Linked DNA regions of Homo sapiens: region 1 is linked to region 2. The links are chromatin loops, found by intact Hi-C in ENCODE. Cell type or tissue: dorsolateral prefrontal cortex. All regions are shown on one strand. Links, peaks and the distances in the headings refer to the core of each region. The heading gives the core; the rest is flanking DNA.

Evidence for each region. A loop is a pair of places that touch in the nucleus more often than their neighbours do. Peaks named below come from ENCODE experiments on the same cell type or tissue, not always from the same donor. Only the 100,000 strongest peaks of a DNase experiment are listed, where the experiment ranks them.
Region 1: it touches region 2 in a loop (4-fold over the local background); 5 of 110 quality-filtered maps call a loop at or near these places.

Annotation. Positions count from the first base shown.
Region 1 is chr16:78,489,468-78,492,380 of GRCh38, forward strand. All of the region lies in intron 8 of WWOX (WW domain containing oxidoreductase), which reads left to right. WWOX-AS2 (WWOX antisense RNA 2) reads right to left here. Exons shown (of 2, transcript XR_007065129.1): 2 at 1-2,913. Among named protein-coding and RNA genes, the nearest start is that of WWOX-AS2, 9.1 kb to the right of the region's middle. In dorsolateral prefrontal cortex, for the core only: no CTCF peak of the experiment used is centred there; a DNase peak (open chromatin) is centred at 1,604; H3K4me3 peaks cover 1,160 bases; H3K27ac peaks cover 1,568 bases.
Region 2 is chr16:78,234,237-78,237,149 of GRCh38, forward strand. All of the region lies in intron 5 of WWOX (WW domain containing oxidoreductase), which reads left to right. It overlaps WWOX-AS1 (WWOX antisense RNA 1), which reads right to left. Exons shown (of 4, transcript NR_184272.1): 4 at 426-761. Among named protein-coding and RNA genes, the nearest start is that of WWOX-AS1, 6.1 kb to the right of the region's middle. In dorsolateral prefrontal cortex, for the core only: CTCF peaks have their summits at 1,151 (motif pointing left) and 1,357; a DNase peak (open chromatin) is centred at 1,145.

The DNA.
Region 1 (2,913 bases), core at 94-2,593, 260 kb after region 2:
GTGAGCTCTTTTTTTTTTCTAACCACTTTCCCAGTGAGACTTCAGTTTTCATTCTCCCCTTAGCAGCTTTCAAATATGTACGTAACACAAATGTTACATGTTTGAGCATTTAAACTGAATTTGGACAGGGCTTCTATTTCCAGAACCTTCTAACTCTATTTCTTTGTGACCTGATAGTCTTGCTCTCCAGGGTAAAAGAAGAGGATGGAAATGGCTGTGGGGCGCCTGAGCTGGGCCCTGGCATGATGGCAAGATGCCGTTCTGGGTTCACTGGGATGGCTCAAGGGGAGTTTGGAAACCCTCCTAACATGTCATCTGAAATCTGGGACCACAGTTCCGGCTGGAACACTTGTCACTAAAGCTGCTGATAAGCAAAGGGTGTATCACTGGTATGGGTAACAGTTGTGGGAGGAGGAGGGGTCTGACAGATAGCCGGATGATTTTAATGTTTATATTCCACTGGGGTAAGCTCTAACAAAGACCCATCATTTCCCAGATAACCAATTCTTTTAAAAGAACATCTGTTGAAACTGGCAATTTACATTCTTCTTAAAATACGGAGCGACATAATTAACCCTCTGGGGAGACTAATATTAGTTTATTAGAGACAATTTCTAGTTCTGTTTATTTTTAACACTAAACGATTTGTTCAGATTGGGGAAAAAATTTTTTTTTTTTTTTTGGTTGTGGTGGCGTTGGCTTTTACTTGGGGTTGACCTTTCCTTATCAAGGACGTACAAGGTGAATAGCTGGGTGATAATATATGGTCCCATGATCATCAACCAAGCACCAACGGAAGCCTTTTGGAAGTGCACAGTATTGTTTAACACACAAATAACTCAGCGTTTAGTAACTTTCAGGTACAATCAGTCTATTTTAAAGGGACCTCATGTGTTATTCATGTATGTGCACATGTGTTTATGCAGTTACCTTTGTCTTCATTGATTTGGACTCCTTTGGTGCTCGTAATTGGTGAAATTCTCTTGTGATCATTGTTGTAGTTCCCGCAAATCTATTTACGGTTTTCACAAGGAGGTCACGAACATGCGTTGTTTTCAATGCTGGGCTAGTTTCAGACTTCTGGCTTGTTGTGGGACGGAGGAGAAAGAAGACAGGGCATTTTGATGTGGCCCAGAGACCAAATGAAACAAACGATCCTCTGATTGCTCAGATGTCCTCTTTGACTTGGAAAGCACCCACGTGAATGTTGAACCATTTGGCCCTCAGTTCTCCGTCCTGCAGCAAACTGCATTGACTCCTGTTTTCTACACAGTGGTCTTCAGCTACACCTTACCAAGCACCCCTTACCCAGCAAACGTGGCTTCTCTTCCCCAGGCAGAGCAGTCCGTTACTTAGACTAGGAAATGGCTCCGAGAAGCTCACCCATCACCATTTGCTCTACTGCAAAACAGGACTCATTAGCAGGAGCTCATAAAATGAAACTGGCAGTGAGCTCATATGGAAGAGGCATCACGGGCAACTCGGCTTGGCTCACCAGCCCCTGAGCTGCCCCCGAGTGACCGCTCCAGCCTTCTTTCCTTCCACCTCTCCCTCTTGGCCAACTTCATGCTTCAGCCAAAGTGAACTGAGCTCACCAGGCTGAGTCATCTGTGCCAGCTGTGCCCTCTCCCCGAGGCTGCCTGCCATGCTCGTGCTTTCTTGTCTATTGGCAAAAGGCTCTCCATCCTTCAAAATCCAGCTCTTGGCCTCATATCTTCCACAAAGCCTTCCCAGACCTTTACTCACCTGGGCCATTAATCACCTTCCCTCTCAGTCAGCTGCTACACCATGAGTGCTTTTGTATCGTGACTGTCTGGTTACAAGGTCATCTTTTCCCCTGGATGAGACGCCCCTTGGGGAAAGGACCAAGTTTTATTCCCTGTTTAACCTTGGCCTGACAACCTAATAGGTGCTCAGTGAACAGTTCTTGAATTTAATTCTCTCCCTTTCCCCACACTGATGGGTATTTAAGCTCCAGTGGTACTCGATGTGTTGTTTTCTTTGTTCTTTTTTTTGAGACAGGGTTTTGCTGTCACCCAGGCTGGAGTGCAGTGGCAGAGTCTCTGTGCACTGCAGCCTCCGCCTCCCAGGTTCAAGTGATCCTCCTACCTCAGCCTCCTGAGTAGCTGGGACTACAGTTGTGCGCTACCACACCTGGCTACCGTGTCTTGTTTTCAATGCAGTATATAAGAGGGTGCATTGTGTACCTGTGGGAGTGATTACAGAATCCCATCAAAATGGGAATCACTGACTGAAAACTGGAGTTTATTTGTAAGCTGGGAGATGGGAGCTGAATTTGAAACCCCAGGAGAAAATAGCATATAAAGTCATTTTAAATAACTATCATTTGCAGAGGAGGGGGGCACAGATGCCTCCAGTGGCCCAAGACTCCCCTTTACACATTGCCGTTCCCTTGCCTTCTACTCCTCTTTTCATTACCCTTATCAAGATTCTGCAGCCCAGGGTGCTGCTTGTTGATGGACATCTTCACCTGACTTTCTCCCTGGTCCAGGTGCATTTTAAGCATGGAAGGTGACACTTGCCATTCTCAATGGACAAAGGGAGTGGGGGTGTGGGGGTGTGCTTTGGGGTTAGTCTCTGGGTTTTCGAAACTTAGCATTCTCAGATTCCCAGCCAACTGGTTTCACATGACAAGTAAATGAGCAACCTGGAAGATGAGTGGCGTTTCCACACACAGGGAAGCAGATAGTTCCATTAGGTGACAGTGTGTGCACAGTTTATGGAGGATGAAGCGGGAAACCTGAGCCACAAGGCAGTAGAGGTTGGACGAGACACTCATTCCGAAGGCGGGTGTGTATGTGCAAACTGTATAATTTTTTTCTTCTTTTCTATCTGCTAGCAAAGTGGGTAAGTTGACCCATGACATCGTCCACTGGAGGGACCACATTTGTG
Region 2 (2,913 bases), core at 137-2,636:
CAAAATGCTCTAATCCCTAAATTTTCCAGTCTAGGTTATTATACTTTTATGACTATTCATTTTGATGTAGGCCTTTTAAAATCAATTCCTCCCTGTTATTACAATGCTGCTTTATGGTATTTGTGATATATCATATGAATATACTTGAGGGTCATGAGAAGTTCATATGTGTGTGTGTAGTGTGGGCCCCAGACTTTCGCCATACCGCTGGCTAAAGTGGCCATGTTTTTGTACGTCTCTGCAGAGCTTACAAGTTATTCAACAGCCAGATTTCTATTCTGATATGCCCTTTTAGTTTTCAAAGCATCGAAAAAGGGTAATCTTTAGAACCGAAGTATTTGGAAAACTCCTAGACTTGAATAAGGTATTTTTGAATTTGAAGAGCTAAGAACCCATCAAATCAAAATGCTAATAATTCTTCCAAGTCAAAAGGTAACTCTCATTTTATTATGCATTGACCACCATTCACTTTCTGTTGGACTGCTTTTGGAAAAAGAACCACAAGTCTCTATTTTTAAAATAGAGGTACAATGATAAAACAAAACAAAACAAAACAAAAAAACAACAAAAAAAAACCCACACAGGTCTCATCAGCCAAGGGATTTAAAAATCAAATTTAACTTCAAAAAACTGAAGTTGATATAGCAGGATCTTGGAGATGCAGTTTCTTCACTTTTCTTTTTTTTCTAACTGAGGGATTAAGGATATAAACCCAACTTCAAATTTCTTTCTGGGTGGTCTTGAAAACTTAACAGTAGGTCCTGTAAAGAGGTGGGGGAGAGGAAAAAGAAATCCTTTACTCTCATCTGCTGGTTTTAAAATGAGAAAAATACACACACACACGTAATGATGTTCGTGATGTTAATGGAGGGAAATATCATAAATAATTAAGAATTTAAAATTATTATAAAATATTTAGTATTATTGTTGTTACTGTTATTAGTAGGAAGGGGCCTTGCCATGCTTCCTTTCTTCAAACAGCTCAGTACTTTAAAATCGAGTGTGGCTGTGTTTGTCAGTCGTGGTTTGTGTTCTTTGATTTGTTCTGCATGTTCTTCTTTTGGAGAGGATGTGTCACTTTGCCAATCTTGGTCCTTGCTGTTGTCTGGTGGAGGGAAACAAGCCTGCCAGGCCGGCTCATCTGACCCCTGGTGGCAGGGAGTGGAGGTGCACTCAGGATGCTCTTGGGGAATCATAAAGGAGGTTAAAGAAAGGGACAGCAGAACCCTGACAATCCTTGCCCCTAAGCATGGAAAAGCCTCCGGACCGGGTCTGGAGTGCAACAGAGGCCCCTGACCTTGTCTCTAGCTCTCTGTCTGCATCTTCAGCGTGGCTTCACTGGTTTCTAAGTCTCTGGTGTCTTTTGTCTTTTGCAGCCGGCTTGCAATTGCCTCCTTCTAACTCTCAAAAGGATGCATGGGATGGGTTCAGTGTAGTCACTGTTGTGCCTTTTGGACAAGGCTTTCCAGCCAGGCCACCCTGTTTACAAGGCTGTCCTCACGTCATGGGCGCTCATATTGTCCAGACTAGATGGTCAAGGTGATTGGGGGAAGGAAGTCACAGAGCCACCAATTACTAAGGAACTGCCCAGAGATCCTGCCTCACTGGGAACCTGTGAGTGGGCTGGTTTCCCCCAGCAGAGGGGCTGTAGCATAGCAGGTACCCACAGGAGCCTGGGCATGGCCTTTTTCTCTAAAGGGCTGGATAGTCAATATTTTTAGCTTTGTGGGCTTTATGGTCTCTGTTGCAACTTCTCAACTCTCCTGTTACAGCAGGAAAGCAGCCACAGATAATATATAAATGGACGGATGTGTTCCAATAAAACTTTATTTATAGGAACAGGCAGTGGGCCAGATTCAGCCCGTGGGCCATAGGTTGCCAGCCTCTGACTCTGGTGTTCAGATCACAGACTTTGGATGTCTCATATCTGAATCTTTCTAATCTCGTGATAGGGCAAGGTAATTAAAATGTTAATACGTTAGTTTTCTCACTGTCAATGTGTTCTATGACATCATTTATGCAAAGCATACAAAGCTGAGAATAAAGTCTCAGCAAATGCTAGTTTCCTGGCCTCCTTATACATACTTACAAAGGATGGTGGGAGATAGTTTGAGATTTGAGGCCTCTGAAGAATAGGTGTTTTTGTGATGATTTTGGCTTTTCAGTTTGACAGTTGGCTTTGCTTTTTTGACAGACACATTAAGAGCTTCAAGGGTCATTTCATGGTTTGTCCTTTCCATGTCAGGGACACCTTTCACGTGGCCATTTTAAGCACAGGAATTGCCTTCAAGTAGTTTACTCGTACGAACTTGTCTGTAATCATCTTTCCCCATTTGGATGGTGGGTTGCCCATTTTAATTCAAGGTTTGTCTAATGTGTTAGTGCATATTCTTGGCTCAAGCAGGATAAGACACTAGTAACCATGAACCTGTATATCAAAAAGCGTGACTAGAGTTTCATAGTTAAACATGTGCTGAAATCCACAGTGGACACCAGAGAGGGTCATGGAATCTGGGAATGGATGACTTGTCCCATGATGATAATATCTGTGTTCCTACGGCTGGGCCCGGTGGCTCACACCTGTAATCCCAGCACTTTGGGAGGCCGAGATGGGAGGATCACGAGGTCAGGAGTTGAAGACCACCTTGATCAATATGGTGAAACCCTATCTCTACTAAAAATACAAAAGTTAGCCGGTGTGGTGGTGCATGCCTGTAATCCCAGCTACTCAGGAGGCTGAGGCAGGAGAATCACTTGAACCCAGGAGGCGGAGGTTGCAGTGAGCCGAGATCACGCCATTGCACTCCAGCCTGGGTGACAGAGTGAGACTCCGTCTCAAAAAAAAAAAAAAAAAAAAAAATCTGTGTTCTTGCCTGGCTTATTGAGCTCCATGGTAAATGTTCAGAGGCTGCA